Linked DNA regions of Homo sapiens: region 2 is linked to region 1. A link is a loop called in an ENCODE intact Hi-C map of the cell type or tissue named here. Cell type or tissue: dorsolateral prefrontal cortex. All regions are shown on one strand. Each heading gives the region's core, and the rest is flanking DNA. Links, peaks and the distances in the headings are about the cores only. Region 1 overlaps CPNE8-AS1 (CPNE8 antisense RNA 1). Region 2 overlaps CPNE8 (copine 8).

Evidence for each region. A loop is a pair of places that touch in the nucleus more often than their neighbours do. Peaks named below come from ENCODE experiments on the same cell type or tissue, not always from the same donor. Only the 100,000 strongest peaks of a DNase experiment are listed, where the experiment ranks them.
Region 2: it touches region 1 in a loop (8-fold over the local background); 5 of 110 quality-filtered maps call a loop at or near these places.

Annotation. Positions count from the first base shown.
Region 1 is chr12:38,906,840-38,917,532 of GRCh38, forward strand. CPNE8-AS1 (CPNE8 antisense RNA 1) reads left to right here. Exons shown (of 2, transcript XR_007063275.1): 1 at 1-158; 2 at 2,471-2,753. Among named protein-coding and RNA genes, the nearest start is that of CPNE8-AS1, 6.5 kb to the left of the region's middle. RefSeq lists an enhancer at 37-296. In dorsolateral prefrontal cortex, for the core only: no CTCF peak of the experiment used is centred there; no DNase peak of the experiment used is centred there.
Region 2 is chr12:38,681,821-38,692,513 of GRCh38, forward strand. CPNE8 (copine 8) reads right to left here. Exons shown (of 20, transcript NM_153634.3): 16 at 3,670-3,797. Among named protein-coding and RNA genes, the nearest start is that of CPNE8, 220 kb to the right of the region's middle. In dorsolateral prefrontal cortex, for the core only: no CTCF peak of the experiment used is centred there; a DNase peak (open chromatin) is centred at 4,933.

The DNA.
Region 1 (10,693 bases), core at 1,148-9,147:
AGGGGGCGGGTGTCCGTCCGATTTAACGCTCCAAGCACGGAGTTTCCAGCTGGTTGGGCTAAGTCTGGGAGGAGCAGTTTTTGCGGTGGAGGACTTGCCTTGCGTTGTAACATTTTAATCCACTTGCAGCCTCCTGCCTAGAGAATCTATAGAGGCGGGTGAGAGTGTGTAGGTGCAGTCTTGCCGATTCCCCTGCCGAGTGTACTTCCCCTGTTTCTTCTTGCTTTCCTTTCCTGATTTCCCCACCCACCGCTTTTTCTTCTTTTTTTTTCCTTCCTCTTGTCCTATTACAAATTAAACTGTAGTTTACTGCGATTTGGAAATGCCCTAAAACCCCAGGCATTTCTATTATGCTGCTCAAAGTTAATTTGGCATAGAGATCTAGGTTTTTTTTTAAGCTCACCAGAATTTTACTTTACAGAAGCCTACTGAAGAGATGAAACTTGAGAACTTTAGTAGTCAACATGTGGGATACTTACATCCAATTTGTTTCCACTTCAGTGAGGTATAACATATATAATGAACTGCACTTAAAGTGCATCCATCATTCGATAAATGTTGACTCATGTATCTCCCTGTGAAGCCATCACCAAAATCAAAATAATGAATCATTCCATCACCCAAAAGTTTTCTTACGTCGTAATCAGTACCTCCTTTCATCACTGAAACAACCCTCTAAGCAACCACTGATCTTTATGTCACTATAGAAGAGTTTGCATTTTTAAAAATTATGTATGTGGAATCATAAAGCAGGTAGTATTTTTGGTCTGGCTTCTTCCACTAAGCAAAGTTCTTTTGAGATTCATCTATGTTAGCATCAATAGTTCATTCTACTTTTTAAATATTTATTCATATATACAAAGAAATAAATTTTTAATTTATTTTAAATTAATAAATTTCATTTATTTAATGAAATAAATTTTTAATTTATTTCATTGTATATATGCGCTATAAATTGTCCATTCACCTGATGATGGACACTTTGGTTGTTCGAACTTTGGGCAATTACAAATGAAACTGATATGAACATATATGTACAACTCTTTCTGTGGACGTATGTTTTCATTACTTCTGGGTAAGTACCTAGGAGTGGAACAGCTGGATCATATGGAATGTGTATGTTTAACTTTTTAAGAAACTATTAAGGCCAGGTGCGGTGGCTCATGCCTGTAATCCCAGCGCTTTGGGAGGGTGAGGTGGGCGGATCATGAGGTCAAGAGATCGAGACCATCCTGGCTAACGTGGTGAAACCCTGTCTCTACCAAAAATACAAAAATTAGCCGGGCATGGTGGTGTGCGCCTATAGTCCCAGCTACTCCGGAGGCTGAGGCAGGAGAATCTCTTGAACCCCTGAGGCAGAGGTTTCAGTGAGTGGAGATTGATCGCGCCACTGCACTCCAGCCTAGGGACAGAGCGAGACTCTGTCTCAAAAAGAAAAAGAAACTATTAAACTTTTTTTTCAAAAGAGTTTTACTACTTTTCTTTACCACAACAGTATATAAGAGATCTGGTTGCACACATCCTTGCCAACATTTATGATGGTCTTTTAAATTTTAGCTTATCTAACAGATGTGTAGTAATATCTCATGTGGCTTCATGACAAATGATGTTGAACGTATTTTCCTATGTCTTTTTGCTATGTGTATACGTATCTTCTTTGGTGAAGTGTCTTCATATATTTTACTTATTTTTTTATTATGTTGTTGGTTTTCTTATTTCTGAGTTTTGAGAATTCTTTATTCTGTATCCAAGACCTTTATCGCATGTGGTTTACAAAATATTTTCTGACAGTCTGTGGCTTGTGTTTTCATTCTCCTGTCTATCAAAGAGAAGAAGTTTCTAATTTTGATGAATCTAGTTCTTCAACGTTATCTATTATAAATCATAATATTGATGTCAAAACTAAGAAATATTTGTCTAATGTGAGATCACAAAAATTATCATCTTCTATACTTTCCCCTAAAATTTTAGTTTTAGGTTTTACGTTTATCTCTATAATTTATTTTGGTTTTTCTAATCAAAGTTCTCATTTTTACACATTGTCATCAGATTTTGCTAGCACCATTTGTTGAAAATACTACCCTTTTTCATTGAAAAATCTTTGCATCCTTTGCCAAAAATTAACATATATCTATGAGTCCATTTTTTAGACTCTATCCTATTCCATTTACCTATTTGTCTTTCTTTAAGCCAATGCCACAGAGTCTTGATTACTATAGCTTTAAAATAACTCTTAAAGTCAGGTAGTATAAATTTTCCAACTTTGATCCTCTTCAAAATTGTTTTTTCATTTTTAATCCTTCTCATTTTCATATAAATTTTAGAATCAGCTAGACAAGGTCCACAAAAAGTCTTGTTGAGATTTTCATTGGGGTTGCATTGATTCTATGGACAAATCAGAGAATAATTGACATCTGATCCAAATTTATCTTCTGATCTATGAACATTATATATCTTTCCATTTATTTAGGTCTTCCTTAATATATGTCAGCAGTGGAGTGGTGTGCTTAAGGAGAGAGAGACTTGGAAAAATACAGACCGAGAACAAGGCCATGTGGAGATAGAGGCAGAGACTGAAGTTGTACCACCAAAGGCAAAGAATATCAAGTATTATCAGTAACCACAGGAAGCTGGAAGAGGCCAGGAAAGGTTTTTCTTAGAGACCTTGGAAGGAGCCTGACCCTGGAACACCTTGATTTTAGACTTCTGACCCTCAAAATTGTGAAAGAATAAATTTCTGTTGTTTTAAGCAATTCGGCTTGCAGTAATTTGTTACAGCAGCCCTAAGAAAAGTAATACATATCGATAACATTTATTATTTCCATTTTGCTGACTCTTTCAAGTTCTGTGCTTATAAATTCATCATAGTGAAGTAAGCTTTAAATGATAAAACTTTGAAAGTATACTCAAATTCTGTTGCTATAGTTAGCACAATACAGAAAGGAATATAATTTTTAAAAATAAATTTTAATAATATAAATATAAATTATGACATGTCTAAACTTTTATTTTGGAGATTTTATAATAAAAAGTTTATATTTATTAAAATTCATTTAAATTAATAACATAAAGCCCTTGGAATATGCTAAAAATCAAAGATAAGTTACATTTACTATAACGTAATAAACCATCATTCACTGAATCAGTGATTTAGCAGACATTAATTCAATGTCTGCTATGCACTAGGCACTGTACTAGATCTAAGAGCTAAAGCTCCTTCTGGCACTTATAGACCAAGTAAAAGTTAGCAAGGAGATACATTATTGGGTAAAGATTATACTGACTGAGTCATCGAGCTCTGTTTTTTAAATAGTTTCAACTTTTAGATCTCTGACGTACATGTGCAGGTTTGTTAAATAGATAGATTGTATAATGTTGAGGTTTGGGATGCAAATTATCCTGTCACCCAGATAGTGAGCACAGTTCCCCAAAGTTTGCCTCCATCCTTCCCATCCCCCTCTATCAGTCCCCAGTGTCTGTTGTTGCCATCTTTATGTCCATGAGCACCCAAAGTTTAGTTCTCACATATAAGTAAGAATGTGCAGTATTTGGTTTTCTGTTCCTGAATTAATTTTCTTAGAATAATGGCCTCCAGCTGCATCTGTGTTACAAAGAACATGATTTTGTTCGTTTTTATGGCTGTCTAGTATTTTGATGGTGCATATGTACTACATTTTCCTTATCCAATCCACTGTTGATGGGCACCTACATTAATGCCATATCTTGGTTATTGTGAATCACGGAGTTCTTTTCATTTCTGAGATTTTATTATTTCACAAGATTAGAGAAGACTTCAATTTGTAAATTCAATGATTATTAACCATTATTTTCAGAAGGACTTATTTACAAAATAGCTTGGTTAAGGAGAGGCTAATGAGAAAAACACATGAAGAGAAAGACCAAACAAACAAGAAAACAAAAACAAACAAAAAAAAAAACACTGTTGAGTCTCCAATGAGAGCAACAAAACAGAAAGAAGGGAACATACTTTTTGAAGAATGTCCCTGAAACAGTGTATGCTTATAATATAAGGATAAAATATATTTACCTTGCCTGGCAAGTGATGTATCAGCTCACACATAATCCAAAACAAATTGGACTGAGCATTTCTTCAGGGTATAGCTTCATCATGGAACATTTGCGCTATTGGCTCCAACAACTATCCTAGCCAAAGATAAGTCAGAAATACCAGCATTGCCCTATGCTCACCTTTAAAATACCCTCAGGAATTGAAGAAAATACATAGTTCTCTAACCTCTGTGGATAGCTTTATAATTACTTTAGCTAGTTGACCTGCTCTATGAAGACACAGCTTAAAATAAAATAAACTTATATCACAGCAAAAATGGGCTAGTTGTTTAATTTTAGGGAGTGACAGATGAGGGAAGACATTGTGATGAGTGGCCAAAACATGTTTTCTGAGTACCTGCCTTCTCTCTGGATCAAATAACCACCTGGTTTTAAACCGTACAAAGTGGATCAAGTATGTAAACAATTCAATCATTTCAAACATTCAAATTGTTAATATCACTAATGCTGTTTGCTTAAAGTTACCTTCGTGACCAAGTAAGATCAGTGTCTCACCAACCTCATAAATTACCACCTTGCTAATAGCTAAGACAGTCGGAAGACTATCACTTTTAAAATCAACTTTAAAATACTACAAATAATAACAGAGTTAAGATCTGTCATGAATAAGTGTCTAGGGACAGTAAATCCAATATTTTAATCAAGTAACACTTTTCTAAGGGACCATGTATGATTATTTAGGTAAACCTAGTCTCAAGTAAATGTTTCCAAAGTAAATTTTACACTTAAGAGAGCACATAGAATGCAAAATCTTTTCAATTTCAGAATTTCACACTTCATATTTAAGCATATAATTTATTTCACATGATGTTTTGAAGGTCTTGGGTTGGTTTGGATATTTGTTTTCCATTATCACAGAGTCAACTGGCTCCACCCACTGGCTATTCAGTAAAGGGAGGCCATAAACTTGCAAGAGTTAAGAGAGAGTGTAGATCAGGAAGGTGACCAAACGGAGGTTAGTTATTTTACTATAACTGAATCTTCTATTATTTTTAATGATAATACTTCAGCTATCTATTGTTGCATAACTAGCCCTCCAGCATTTAGTCATGCAAAACAACATGATTTTACTCTTTTTCATGATTCTTTGGGTCAGAAATTAGGGCACGGCTTGGCCAGGCAGTTCTGCTCCATGTAGCATCAGTTTGGGTCATACATATGGCTGCATTCAGCTAGAGGCTGGCCAGACTGGAAAATCCAACAAGGCTTCATTCCCATGTCTGGCAGCTCAGTGCCTTTCCCCCAAGTAGCTGCTCTGTGGTTTCTCCTCCTTCTCGAGTCTCTCCTGAGCTTCTCCACAACACAGTGGCTGGCTTTCCCAGAGCCAAAGTGGAAGCTGCCAGGTCTCCGAAAGCCTCGGCCCAGAATTGGCACAGTGTCACTGATTTCTAATTGTCAAAGCAAGTCTCAAGGCCACTGTAAGGAGTTGGAGGGAGCGGGGTGGCTGACTTGACTTACAGGGTAGAGCAGCATGCACGTATTATGAGGGAAGGAATTGATGGCAGGCATCCTTGGGGACTACCTACTTAAAATAGTCAATAGAGGCTAAAATAGCATGTATCCCCCACTTTAAAAAAAAAAAAGACATTCATATTTTTTTTTCACTAGTTTAGACTTTTTCTAATTGAAAAGAACAAATACACTTAAGGAACCAGAAATCTCGTAGCATACATTGTAATGAGTAGGCTCAGAGTAGTGAGCAAGTATTTGTCTTTAAGAATTGCTGTTATGCCAACTATAGGCTGAACAGTGGGGGTGGAGGAAGAAATATAGAAGACATGAAGGATATCTTCCCTCCTTCCAAGCATCTTAGAGTTTAGTGTGAGACCCAGCTTCAATTCATTGCACCAATAAAGAATATGAAAGAGCAAGAGGTAAGCAATGATTTGTCATGAGATAATGTGATATAGACTAATGTAATTGATGCTCAAGGGAAGGCATATTAATGAGAAAGACAAGCTATTAAAACTTTCCTGGAAAAATGGGACTTGACACTTTCCAACAGGTAAAAAAAGACAACTGACCAATATAGAAAAGGGTTACAATATAAGTAAATATAGAAGTAAAATTAAGTACTACATATGTTTGCACAGTAGAAAGACAACCAAACTCACCAAAGAAGTGTGCAAATTTGGATAGACAGCACAAAGTTATCTTAAAAGATCTTGTAATTAAAGTGAGGATATGTAAAACTTTCAGCAATCTAAAATTATACAATTCTGAACTGTAGTAGAGTAGCCATGAGTCACAAGTGGCTATTTAAATTAATTGCTATTTAATAAAATTTAAAATGCAGTTCTTCAGTTGCACAATTAGGTGGGTGCAAAAATAATTGCAGTTTTTGCAATTAAAAGTAATGGCAAAAACTGCAATTACTTGTGCACCAACCTAATACATTTCAAGTGCTCAATATCCACACTTGGCTATGGGCTACCCTATTGATAGACAATTTCCTTTACTCTCTGAAGTTCTTTTTTTTTTTTTTTTTTTTTGGGAGATGGAGTCTCACTCTGTCACCCAGGCTGGAGTGCAGTGGCATGATCTCACCTCACTGCAACCTCCACCTCCCAGGCTCAAGCAATTCTCCTGCCTCAGCCTCCTGAGTACCTAGGATTACAGGTGCATGCCACCATGCTCGGCTAATTTTTGTATTTTAGTTGAGATGGGGCTACACCATGTTGGCCAGGCTGGTCTCAAACTCGTGTTCTCAGGTGACCCGCCCACCTCGGCCTCACAAAGTGCTGGGATTACAGGCGTGAGCCACCACTCCCAGCCTACTCTCTAAAGTTCTATTGGATTGTGCTGACAACCTATTCTACTTCCTAAATATTTCTTAAATCTCCTCAACTTTCACATTCTCTCATCCACTCCATTAATGGTAGACATTAGTTTAGTCTATGGTCATCTTTCACCCCGGTGAATGCAGCACTCTCCTACCTTGTCTCCCTGTTTCCAGTCCCCTCCTCCAATCTTCTCTTCATTCCATGGCTAGAATGCACTTTATAAAACATTAATCTGATCTTGACAAAATCCTTCCTAAATTGTTCATACCACTCTCCTTGTCTGTAATACTCCTCTCTGCCTTCCTCTTTCGCTAACACTTACATATTTGGCTCCAAATCAGATGTCACTACCTCAACAAAGTCTTTTCAGGTACTTCTGAGTCTCAGTATTCTTACCTGTTAAATGATACCATTATGTGTGATATACAGTTAGTGAAAATTAGAGAAAATGTATGTAATTCATTTAGCACTTAACACTTAAAATGAGAGTAGTGATGCTGATTATAGTGATGACCATAATTTGGTGGTGATGGTTTAAACCCTCTGGCTCTATTTTCTTACGTAAGCTTCCCAGAGGAGCATTCCAAGTGTCACCTATCTCCCAAGTAATAATTTAAAATTACTTATGTAGCTTATATGACTAAGAGGCATCTACATTCACTACAGTTCAGCCACACAGCCTTCCTTGAACTATTCTAACTTACTTTGCCCCTCTCCTTCTCAAAGCTTTTAAACTGTACTTCTTTTTAATTCTGTCTTACTTGGCCAACTCCTATTCAGTCCTCATGGCCTACCTAAAATGTCATTTCCTCATGGAAGTGTTCAATAAATACTCTCATTTGCATTGCTTTTTAAACAATGAATCTAGCAGGACAACTTAATGCATAGAGAAGAGACATATATGAAATCTGAGGATTCCTTTATCTAATAAAGAAAATAGCAGTATGTTTCTTCTAGAGTTGTAGACATTTATTTGAATATAATTACTCAATGATACCCAGCTAACATTGAGAGACTTCCTAGAATAAAGCCTTTACTCCTTGAAATCCAGATGTCTTTGAAAGGGGCCTGTCCATAAGAATTTTACAGGGATATTTTTTCATGATTATTAAGTACAGAACAAGACTTATTTTTTATAAATATTTTCAACCTCTAAATTTATCAAAAATGTCTTCTAAGTAGCTTTTCACTAAATTTGCTAATTCAGAGAGTTTGATTTTTCAAGACTGCTGAAAGAAATCCATTTGCAAGAATGAATCAGAAAGGGCAGGCATAAAGAATTCTGAAACTTTTCAAAAGAATACAAGAAAAAATACATTCTTATAAAAGGAGTATGAAGTCGAAAATATTTTGCGTCTACAGACACCTTCCTAAATGCCCAAAATAAGCAATAACTTTTAACTATCATAGTTAGAATAAGCATTGTTTGACAATTTGCTTAATACCTATTTCTCCTGCTAGTCATTGAGCCTCAAGGGCATAGGGGTCCATCTGTCTCACTCATTGATTGTCCCTTGCACTCAGTGTACACCGATGTGAGTGAGGTGCTATGTGGCCAAGGACTGTTAAAAGTATCTAAATTCACTTTGATATGTTTAGTTCAGCAACAGCTGAGCACTTGGATGGACTGTCCAACAGGCATTTGGGACTGGTGAGAGGACAAGATTGTTGATATTGGAATCAATAGCTTAGAATTAGCAGTTGATGCCAAGCATTTTGGTGAGTACTCCAGGAAAGAAAGGAAAAGAAGAAAAATAATGCATATCTGGCCTTGGGAGAGAAGGACAAAGAAAGGTCCTACCAAGGAAACAAGTTGGGAAGAAGCACGTGGACAAACAGGAAAAGAAAAACAAACAAAAAACAGCATCAAGACACTAAATAAAAAGAAGAAGCTATTAAGGGGAAAGATGTCAATGGGATCATTGTGGTAGAAGCTGCAAAGGCCACATTTCTGCCTTGTTTTTGTTGTCCCTGTGGGTTGCCTCACTCTTTTTCTTGGGCAGTTACCAATGTTACAGAATCCTCTAAAGATTTTCTGTAATCATCCAAGGACTGTCTTTCAGATTCTTCTACCAAAATGTCCTAGAAGCCCAACTGTAGCTCCTGCTGTGCTGTCTTGAGAATAAAGCCCACCCTGCTTCACATGCTATTAATCCAGAAAATAGCTCTTAAGTAAGCAACTGCATGGCTGAGGACCTCATATAGGAACAATCCCCTCTGGCCTACTATAGCCAGATGTATGAGGAACTAATGCCTCATTTCCAAACCTGATTTAGATCGCTGCTAGAGCAGGGCAGATAAGCATTAATTAGTATGTGGTCAGAGTCTGCTCTGGTTTCTTTCCTGCGTGGATAATTAGAATGTGCAACCATGCAAAAAAGTAAAAATTTTGCTGGAAACTAGGGAAATAGAGACAGAGAGGAAAAAAAGAATATAAATCTTGGGTGTTTAGTAACTTGTTATAATTGACATTCTTATGAGCTAACCTAGGCTTTTTGGTATATTTGAAAATAATTATTTTAATTAGAAAATGTTAAAATACTACAGGACCTTTCTCTAACTGTCCAAGAGATTCAGGCAAAACTTGTAATTCACAAAACAGTTTTTCATAGTAAAGTTAATTGCTGTTAAATTTACCATAATTTTGTGATAACAGATGCAATATTCTTTATTGAAAGTTCAAATAATTAAATTGTTATTTCACAAGTGAGTCCCTTAGAATGTTGTAAAGTTTGGCTGGGTGCAAAGGCTCACACCTGTAATCCCAGCACTTTGGGAGGCCGAGGCAGGTAGATCACTTGAGGTCAGGAGTTCGAGACCAGCCTGGCCAACATGATGAAACACCATCTCTACTAAAAATACAAAAATTAGCTGAGCACGGTAGTGGGAGCCTGTAAGTCTCGCTACTTGGGAGGTTGAGGCAGAAAAGCCTGATACAGAAAAGAACAAACTGATATACTGGACTTCATCAAAATTAAAAATGTTTATTATTTGAAAGACATTCTTAAGAGAATAAAGACAAATCACATAGGAGAGGAAATATGTTGCAAAACATATATCTGATCAATGACTAGAATATATAAAGAACTCAAAACTTAATAACAAACCTAACAACACAATTTGAAAAACTGAAAAAATGTTTGAACACACACTTCACCAAAGAAGATATACAGACAGCAAATAAATACTTCAAAAAATGCTCAACATCATTAATTGTTATAAAAGTGCAAATTAAAATCACAGTGAGATACTAGAGCACACATATTAGGATGGCTAAAATAAAAACAATTGGCTATACCAAGTATTGGTGAGGATATGGAGTAACTGGAACTTTTATATACTGCTGGTGGAAATGTAAAATGATACAGCCGCTTTGGAAAACAGTTCGGAAGTCTGGACGTTTCTTAAAAGTTAAACATACACTGGTCATATGATGTATGAGTTTAACATACACTCATCATATGATCGTATGATGTAGCCATTCCACCACTAGGTATTTGCCCAAGTAAACATATATTCATACAAAGATATATACATGGATGTGCATAGCAGCTTTATTTGTAATACTGAAAAAGCAAAACAGTGGAGAGTGATGGCTATAATGATAACCTTGATTGTGGTGGTGCTTTCATGGTTGAATACATATGTCAAAATGTATCAAAATGAACAATTTAATTACATATAGTTTATTGTATGTCAATAATACCTCAATAAGGCTTTTAAAAAAAATGCACACACCATTTAACCTGGCATTTCCAATTGAGGAATCCATTGTACAGAAATGTTTGCAAATGTGTGAAATTATATTTGCCTAAGGTTAC
Region 2 (10,693 bases), core at 959-8,958, 230 kb before region 1:
TGTCTCCTGTTGGTTCTGTTCTCTGGAGAACCCTGACTGATACAGTAGGTGTTAATCACAATCACATTTCCATAGGTCATTAAGATTGGCTAAGCATTATCATTTAAAAGAGTATTTAGGCTGGGCCCAGTGGCTCATGCCAGTAATCCCAGCACTTTGGGAGGCTGAGGCGGGTGGATCACTTAAGCCAGGAGTTGGAGACCAGCCTGGCCAACAAGGCGAAACCCCGTCTCTTCTAAAGATACAAAAATTAGCCAGGTGTGGTGGCACATACCAGTATTCCCAGCTACTCGGGAGGCTGAGGCACAAGAATTGCTTGAACCTGGGAGGTGGAGTTTGCAATGAGCTGACATCGCATCACTACACTCCAGCCTGAGTGACAGAGAGAGATTCTGTCTCAAAACCAAAAAGGTTCTTTAGTTTCCTATTATAACTTTGTTAATTAAAATGAACTCAGCCAGGCGTGGTGGCTTACGCCTATAATCCCAGCACTTTGGGAGGCCAAGGCGGGCGGATCGCCTGAGGTCAAGAGTTTGTGACCAGACTGGCCAACATGGCAAAATCCTGTCTCTACTAAATATACAAAAATTAGCCAGGCATGGTGGCGGGTACCTATAATCCCAGCTACTTGGGAGGCTGAGGCAGGAGAATTGCTTGAACCTGGGAAGCAGAGGTTGCAGTGAGCCGAGATCATCCCACTGCACTCCAGCCTGGGCGACAGAGCAAACAAACAAAACCTCATGTGGTATTCAGATAATTTAATTAAACAAATGGGTACAGATATCTCAGTATATCCAAAGTACTGTGGCTTTTATTTTTATATGTATATATGTGCATGTATATGAATGTCACAATGAATAATTCCTCCCTTCAATGTGGAAAAGATCTACATGTAACCACAGAGTAGTATCAAATTAGTAATAGACACATGCATGGAATGATATCATAGACCAGAAGAAGCAGAGATTCTCTGTGACTGAAGTGCAGTACATTTGAGAGAATGTGGAAATGAGGTTGGATGGGTGAGTGCTGGTTGAATACTGGATGTTCTTGAATGCCAAGCTAAACCGTCTGCACTTAAATTTATGACAAGGCATCAACAGATGTTGAGTAGGATTTTACATCATTTGAAATGCTGTTCCCCAGAGAGCACTGGAAAAGGAGGACTGGAAAGGCAAGAAATCAGAAGCAGGGGCTGGAAAGCCTCAAAAAAAAGCATATAAAACCTTCAAATTTTATAAATTTGATGCTTTGAGTCTTGTCTATTTTACAATATTGTTACCTCATTAATATTACCTAAAAAGTCAAACAGATCAGAGATACATAGATATGAATCCTAAAAATAAACGTGCTTAAAATTGTTATTCTTAAAAAGAGTAAGCATTCTTTAAAATGCTTCTAGAAAATGACAATAAATACTGAGCTTTTACCCACATAGAAAATATACTTAAGGAAAATAATATCAAGCCAATATAAAAAGTATGAATATATATTTGTTTTGACATTGCTAAAAATAATTTTTAATGATAATATATTAACATATACAGAATTTGTGTTTTAGACATTTGTTGAATACTTACCTCCTACATAATAGGTATGATGCTAAGTACTGTTGATAAGCTTTTAAGAGTTATATAAAGCAAGAATTTTACATAAATGGAGGTCACACACACTATAACTATGGCGCTTCTCTTAATAGAGAAAAAAATAGTACCTCGTCTGCTTAGTTGTTAAACTTTTTGAATGATAATTTTGGGTCAGACAGAAATTGTCTGTCTCAATACAAGCTTAAAAATACAATTAAACATAAAATTCAAAGATGAAAGGATAAAAGCATTTCTTTTGTGGTCTTATACTAAGAAATGTATACATGGAACTTCCTATATTGTATTGGAAGGAAAAGATGACTCTTAAATAGCCATCTCTTACTGTTTTTCTTAATTTTCTCATGTAAAAAATAATAAAGAATTATTAGATCATAGTTTATTTTCAAGGAGTCTGAAAGCTTTCACTAGCAGGTGCTCCTATATTCAAGAACTTACAAAATGATAGATAAAACAAAAAATCGCAATAGAACACTGTGGAGCCTTTGATTTTAAATGTATATAGAAATGCACCTAGATATTTTATATCTATCACTTTAACTTTTACTATAAATATATACCAGAAAAAATTATGAAATTACTTGGTAAGCATTGATGAACACATTTCTAATAACCAGCATGAGTTCATACAAAAGAATTCTTGTCATTTTTCTCTTATCTTTTTATAAAAAAGTGATCTGCAGGGTAGTGTGGCCATCAATTATAATTTATCTTGCATTAGCATGGTATTATATTCTGCTTTATTTGACTGCCATCAATATATAGTATATATGACATTACTTACATCGGCTAGTATAATAAGCTAGGATATGTTTTTCAGATTGCAAGTAATGACCCATTAATGGATTGTGAGATCAATTTTGGGGGCCAAGATTGTATTTAAGAAAAGAGAAATAGAGAAGAACAGGTGCCATAGAAATAAAGATAAAACAGGTAAGACTAAGTACCATTTCATGAGTAACTTTTTTGGGGGGTTGTGTATGTACAGGGTTAATATATATTAATAAAATTCATATTTTAGTAGAGATTGCAGATGATTTTGTCCGAAAAATTCAAGCCGAAGGGTCACACTCAGAGAAAAGTCATCAATGTATCACTGTCAACCTGAGTTGGAGTTCCACAGGGAAGTTGCACTGGGGTCAGCCCTGGGTGCAAGGGATATTTTAGCATTTTGTCCGTGTCCCAGATAATGAAAAGTAGAGCACACTGAAGTTGCCGGTAATATTCATTAGGGAAGATGGTAAAGTACTAGAACCTTCAGAGAACTGGGGTTTCACATTGCCTTTGTACTTGATAAACTGACCAAAATACATAATTTTTTTCAAGTTCTGGCTACATATTTGAAAGGATATGCAATTTCTAATTATCTCAAAATAATTCAGGGTGTCATAGGATTTACATAGGCCAAACTTTCTAGGGATTTAAAAAGTGTTGTCTAATTCATTTATGTACTAACGAAAAAATGATAAGTATGTATAGATTTATTTTTAACATTTTAACATTTTCTTCAGAACATGTACTTGGAGTAATAAGCAATTATATTCTGATCTCAGTACTATGTACCATATACAGGTAGAGCTCTGGGAATTTATAAATTAGCTACTATATTCATTTCAGAGAGATTAAAATAATGTGCCCTATATGTCGTTGACAGCTTCAAGTAGTCATCTAATAGAATTCAGTCTCTTACTACTTCTATGCTACTTATTACTATTATGGAATGTGATATTAGATAAGAATGATTTACACAGTTGGCATCACCATTGATCTTGTTATTTTCCTCATGGATGCCTTTTCCTAAGAAAATGTTTTCCTTAGTTGAACAAAGATAGTTCCTAACATAACCCAGCAAATGTTTCTTCACTTGATATTTTAATGTACAGTTCTCAGCAAAGTATCATGATCGTTTGATAGAGACTCTTTCTAACATACATTTTTTCCCCACTTTCTTGGAGGTAAACTAGAAGAAAACAACTTTCATGTGTGGAGTCATGCTAGCAACAATGTTATGAGTTCACCATGTTCCAGTACATCAGAATAAGCACCTTGTCTACTCTCTACTTACCTTGCTACATGATTAATTACAGGAGCAAAGTTGGTGGGCCCATATAGTTGTACAGATTTCAGACTCCTGTAATAAGCCTCCATGACCCCCTCAATGCCATCACAGTAGGGGTTTTGAGGATTCCCATTCTGTAGAAATTTATAGGCAAAACAAAACAAAACAACAGTAAAAAAGTAAATCTCCATGAAGATCAATTGAAAGAGATGAGAATAATACACGTTGACACTCATATTTTTTGAGGAACTCTTATTCATAAATTTACAATAGCAAAAAAATAATACATTAAGTAAGTGATCAACAATCGATTATGATATATTATGTAGATAATAACATGATATAATGTACAATCATTAAAAATCTATACTCTTAAAAAATGGCAGAAGAAAATTTTAAATAAGAAGTTGAACACCACAACAGCCTAAAATTAATAGTATCTTAATTTACACAGGTTTGGGTACATGTGGAGATAAACATATAGAAATCCTAAAAAGAAGAAAACCAACGTATTAATAGTGGCTACCTCTGGGTGGTTAGATAACTGATAACTTTACTTTCATCCTTTAACCTATTCTCTATTTTTCCAATTTTTCTGCAGTGAACATGTATTAAAATTAGAAGAAATAAATGCTATCAATTCAAACAATTTTACCTGACAGCAGAAAAAATGTAAAATATCTGCCACATGAACATTTTCAGGCCACAATTGATAACTCCAAGTAGAGAAGGAGTCAGAGGGAATATAATTTGGTGTGGGGAATATCAAGACAAGGCAAAAGGAAAGGAATAAAAAAAAAATCCAGGTCATTAAAGGGAAATGGAGCTTGTTGTTAAGAAGCTCTTATTCTGGGAACAGCGCCCAGAAAGGCAACTTTAACCCAAGCTCTTATTCTGGGGACAGGACCTGAGGCAACTTTAACCTGAACACCTAGGCTGGCTTTTTCACACCTTAAATGCCCTGTCATTATTAGGTTTAATTCTCCTAGTCCAAATTACACAAATAACACAAGACCATGTATTAGTTATCTATTGCTATGTAACAAATTACCCCCAAAGTTATACCCTCTGTATAGTGGCTTAAAGCAATGAACATTTATTATCTCACACATTTTTGAAGTCTCAGGAATCCAGAAGCAGCTCAGCACGGTGGTTCCTGAGCAGGATCTCTCATGAGGTTGCATTGAAGATGCCGACCTGGGCTGCAGTCATCTGAAAGCTTGACAGTGGACAGAAGGATCTATTTCCAAAAAGGCTCACTTACATGGCTGTTGGCAGGAGGCCAAATGGACTCTCCACAGGGCTGCTTGAGTGTTCTCATAACATGGCAGCTAACTTTCCCCAGATTGAGTGATCCCAGAGAAAGGGCAAGGACAAAGCCCCAATGCCTTTTATGAGCCAGTCTCAGAAGTTACACATCATTACTCCTACTTTAATCCATTTTCTAGAAATGAGTTACTAAGTCTAGTTCACACTTGAGAAAAAGAAGATAGCCTCCACTTCAGGAAGGGGAATATCTAAAATCATGTGTATATTTTTTTATGCACTAGTGATACTAACTACATTTAAACAGAGTTAGGAATAATTTTAGCATACATGTTTTTACTTGAACAATCACAAGTAACCAGTAATCTATAACTAAAATTTATTGAATTCTATATACCAAGTTTTATACTAAAATATTTACATATATAACTTCCATAACTTTAAAAATGTAGGACTGCCATTAACCCCACTTTATAAAGAAACCAAGGCAATGAGAACTTTGATACTGTGTCTAAGGTCACACAACACGAAGAGGAGAGCTAAGATTTAAACGAGGCAGTCTAACTCCAGAGCTCAATTTCTTAAACACCATTATGCTACCAAATTACGAAATGCCAAGACTTTCTTTTTTTTTTTTTTTTTTTTTTTGTGAGACGGACTCTTGCTCTGTTGCCCAGGCTGGAGTGTAATGGCCGGATCTCGGTTCACTGCAACCTCTGCCTTCTGGATTCAAGTGCTTTGCCTGTCTCAGCCTCCCAAGTAGCTGGCACTACAGGCATGCACCACCAGACCCAGCTAATTTTTGTATTTTTAGTAAAGGCAGGGTTTTGCCATGTTGACCAGGCTGGTCTCGAACTCCTGACCTCAGGTGATCCACCCGCCTCAGCCTCCCAAAGTGCTGGGATTACAGGCGTGAGCCACCGCACCCGGCCAAAATGCAAAGCTTTCTACAAGGCTGGGGAGCTTAGGAAACGGGGCCAAATGTTACCAACTACTTCAATTTTATCATTCGTGACAGAGGGATTTATATCCACTTTTTTTCTTTTAATTTTGTCTTTTCTTCAAACATTTTTATTAACCCTCATACATTTTTGAAAGTATAAAAATAAAAGCCTGCTTTACATTATAAAACTGGTTGCATGACTTGGCTGAAAACAGAATGTAAAAGATAAGTTTAATATTTAGCACAAAGCAGTTAGTGTTTTGATGTTAATCTGAGCCGACCTATTTAACATTCCTTTAAGGTTTTATGGTGCTCTTTTCCCTTGATAAGGTATGAAGCTAATTAAAATTAAAACTCATTACTGATTTTGGGCATATAAAAATGTATTATATATCTACCTTAAGGGAACAGTTACAAACTAGGGTAGTCCTGAGCTACTTTTATTTTTTAACATGTTGATTGGAGGTTTACGTTTTGATGAAACTGTATGTTATCACTATTTCTCTGGAATTGAAACTACAAGGTCACCATTTTTCTCTTCTTTGAGAATGGAAAGGTAATCATTAGATGTTCTATTCATCAACATGGAATGTTTAATGATTTATGAATTAGTCCTACCATAATAAGTTGCTCTAAGGTTTCCTCATATGTCTTAGACGATAAGAATACCTTATATAAAATTATGCCTTCTTTTTAGTATATGCTCTGGATTATATCAGGATTATTTAAAATATTTTATAGCTACTAAAATGAGATTTTCTTCTTAATAAGAAAGTTGTAATGAGTTATAAAAAGATTTTTAAGTCTGTTACTTGCACACACCTTTATAGTGGCACAATTTGCAATTGCAAAAATATGGAACCAGTCTAAATGCCCATCAACCAATAAGTGGATAAAGAAAATGTGGTGTGTGTGTGTGTGTGTGTGTGTATACTACAATTCTACTCAACCATAAAAAGGAATGGAATAATGGCATTCACGGCAACCTAGATGGAGTTGGAGACCATTATTCTAAGTGAAGTAACTCAGGAATAGAAAACCAAATATTGTCTGTTCTCACTTATAAGTGGGAGCTAAGCTATGAAGATGCAAAGGCATAAGAATGATATAATGGACTTGGAGACTGGCGGGGAAAGGTGGGAGGAAGGTGAAGGATAACTCAGTGACCACTGCTCAGGTGATGGGTGCATCAGAATCTCAGAAATCACCACTAAAGAACTTATCCATGTAATCAAAAAACACCTGTTCCCCCAAAACTAGTGAAATAAGTAAAAACATTTTAAATGTGTTTAAAAACTCATTTCTTGAAATAATTATGCAGGGAATCAGTTATTGCTTGTTAAAACAAATTAGAATAAGTCCAGTTGTGGTTCTGACACAAAAGTAAAACACAGGATTTTTTAAAAAATAAGCACATTTAATTTTGTTGTTTATTAATGAAGAGGGCAATGGATGCCTTATTTCATATTTCCCTCCTAATTAACAACCTTTCCATTTATAAAATAACACATGTTAACTTGTAGAACACATAGAAAAGCATAAAGATCTGACTTTAAAATGATTAATAATCTCACCACTCAGACTTAAGTGGGGAGGAGTGCCCAGCTCTTACCCATTTTTCCTCCCGTTTAGCTCCCTCAGGGATTGTGCTGAGGGTGTGGATTCATCTCCATGCAAGAAGTCTGTCATCTCTGTTGCTGCCTGCAGCCTGTGACAGTTTTCAGCAGGGCTAACAAGCTGACAAAATACTGAAAAGAAGCTCTTAGGGGCTGTTGCTCTACTCTGAAATGTGACTGTTGCTTACTGTGGGAAAAAGCTGAGAGAATTCTTCCTTTTATTCAATGAACAAACACCTATTGAGCTTCTGTTTTATATACAGTACAGTGTTAAAGACTCTTAGTTATTAAATTACTGGTGCCTACTTGGCAAAAAAATACATACACATAAATATTAAATTGCATACATTTGTATAAATGCCAAAATAAGTGAAAAGCATGCAAGTGCATTTAGGTATTTCCCAGGAGAAATCACTTGGACAGGTGTAGCGTTTCTCTATTGGTCCGCATGGAAGACCTTCTTTTAAGGACCACTGGCCACAAGCTCATTAGAAATACCTCTACCAGAGCTCCGCACTATTGCGTTTTCAGTTATAAATCCAAAAGGAGTCATCAAGAATGATAATGAGAGGAGAGCAATGACTCATTCTTTTCATAACCATAAGTCTTGAAATGGTAATATTAGGAAATTCTTCCTTTCCTCTCCCATTCCTTTTCCTTTTCTCATAGTGTGTCTCACATAAAAAGCTGGGATTTACTGAGACCTTTTCAAACGAGCAAAGCTTAAGTTCAACATCTGTACTGGCCAAAACTTATACACTGGGGGTAATTTAAGTTGTTAAGAAGACTCCCTTGCTATCCAAAAGAATTATGTGAATGTGGTGAGATAAATAGGTTAATGTTAGAGAACATATATCACAAATTCATACCATGGAAATACGAGGGTTTATTAACATCAGGTAGTTCATGAAAGACAAGACTGTCATGAAACTGAACTTTTTGTATTTGTCATTTTCAGTACCTACAGATAGATATTGCAGTGACTTAGGATGAGCTTAACACAGAATACTTCAGCAAGAATGAAATCAAATACTATCTCACTAAAGACCTACTTAACCCATATCTGCCTTATTTATCCAACAAAACAGAAGTGCTTTGAAAAAAATTAAAGTAATATAATCATTCGGTAATATTAAAGTTGAGGCATTATCATCAACATAATCATTGTTGTTTTCATCGTCAATTTGAGAGGCTATTCTTCATAGATTTAAAGGGGTATGATCTCTATTCCATAAATGTTCGAATTGGGCTCAAAGAACAGACTATGGTGTAAATAACCAAAAATATATATCATTCCTTAGCAGTAGATACTTGTATAGCTTTGGTTACAAGGGGTAAATGTGGAGGTAGGAAAAGCAGAAAAGGAGAAAAGTGGAGGGGAGGAAAAAGGAAAAAAATACACACTAGTGGAGGAAGAAATGTATGGAGAGAAAATTAATAAACCTCTCATTTAGCTTAACACAATTATTCCTTTTCTTAGGCTTTAAAATAGCTCATGACCTTTTTCCTGAGGCACTTCAGACTTAGAATCACATGAGTGATTTTCATGGTTTTATAAGTTTCTGGGAGATTTTAATTTTCTAAGACACAACAAAATCCCAACAGATACTCATTTTTATGACACTGGGAGTGTGGCATGTGGGCTATTTCATGGAAGAAAGAATTAAGCCCTCCAGCAACCTCTCTAGAAATTGTGTGGGTGATGGAATAGAAAAGTAAGAATAAATACAAAAATAAAAATGTAATACTCCTCTTAAAACATTTGAGAAAGATGAAATTTTATATAAAAACTTATATAAAGGTACATATATCATGGTGTTAATATAAGCATGCATCCAAGAGGTGAGATTACAGGTGCTTTTATAAGATGGGGTTTAGCTGTAGTTAAGAGCATGAATTCTAAAATAAGACTGACCTGGGTTCAAGTCCTGTCCTTTGGGACAATGGTTAACTTCTGAGCCTCTGAGTTGAGTTATACAACTCCTGGGTGCACTTTTCTCACCGTTGGTAATGAGATTGGCAGTTTCTAGAGCAGTGCAATGTGTCAGCATGAAATATTTACCACACAGGAATTTTATGAAGATTATATGAGATAATGAGTATAAAGTATGTGACTCGATACTCAGTAAATACTCAGCATTGAGTCAAATACTATTTCACTGAAAACCTACTTAACCTTTGTCTGTCTTATCCAAAAGAAAAACAAAAGTGCTTTGAAAATTTTAAAGTAATATAATCATTAGAGATTACTGAAGTTGAAACATTATCATTAACATAATCATTCTTATTTTCATCATCAATGTGGGAGACTATTTTTCATAGATTTAAAGAGGTCTGATCTCTCTGTCTTATTCTGTTTGTGCTATAAGAGAATACCTGAGATTGGGTAATTTATACACAATAGAAAAGTACTTCTCACAGTTTTGGAGGCTGGAAAGTCCAAGATCAAGAAGTCAGTAGGTTCAGTTGCCTGGTAAGGGCTGTATCCTCACATCGCAGAAGGCAGGGCGAGCTGAGTAAGGCCTCTTTTATAAGGGCCTAATTTCATTCATGAGGGTGGAGCCCTCGCAGACTAACTAGCTCTTAAAGGCCTCACTTAATACTATTACATTAGCAGCACCTGAACTCTGGAGAGGACAGACTGAAACCACAGCAATATCTAACCTATATGTGTTTTAATTGGGCTCAAAGAACAAATTAATGCTGGGCACAGTGGCTCACACCTGCAGTCCCAGCACTTTGGGAGGCTGAGGCAGGCGAATTGCTTGAGCCCAGGAGTTTGAGACCAGCCTGGCCAACACAGTGAAACCCCATCTCTACTAAAAATACAAAAATTAGCCAGGTGTTATGCATGCCTGTAATCCTAGCTACCTGGGAAGCTGAGGCACGAGAACTGCTTGAACCGGGGAGGCAGAGGTTGCAGTGAGCTGAGATCTCACTACTGCACTCCAGCCTGGGCAACAAAGCAAGGCTCTGTCTCAAAAAAACAAAAACAAAAACAAATAAACCAAAAAAAAAAGTAAGGCACAAATCCTTCCTTAAGAATACAGGTTGAGTATCCCTTAGCTGAAACCAGGAGTGTTTCAAATTTGAATTTATTTCTTTGGATTTTAAAATATTTATATAATTACCAGTTGAGCCTCTCAAATATGAATATCCAAAATCCAAATTGCTCTGATGAGCGTTTCCTTTGAGTATCTTATTG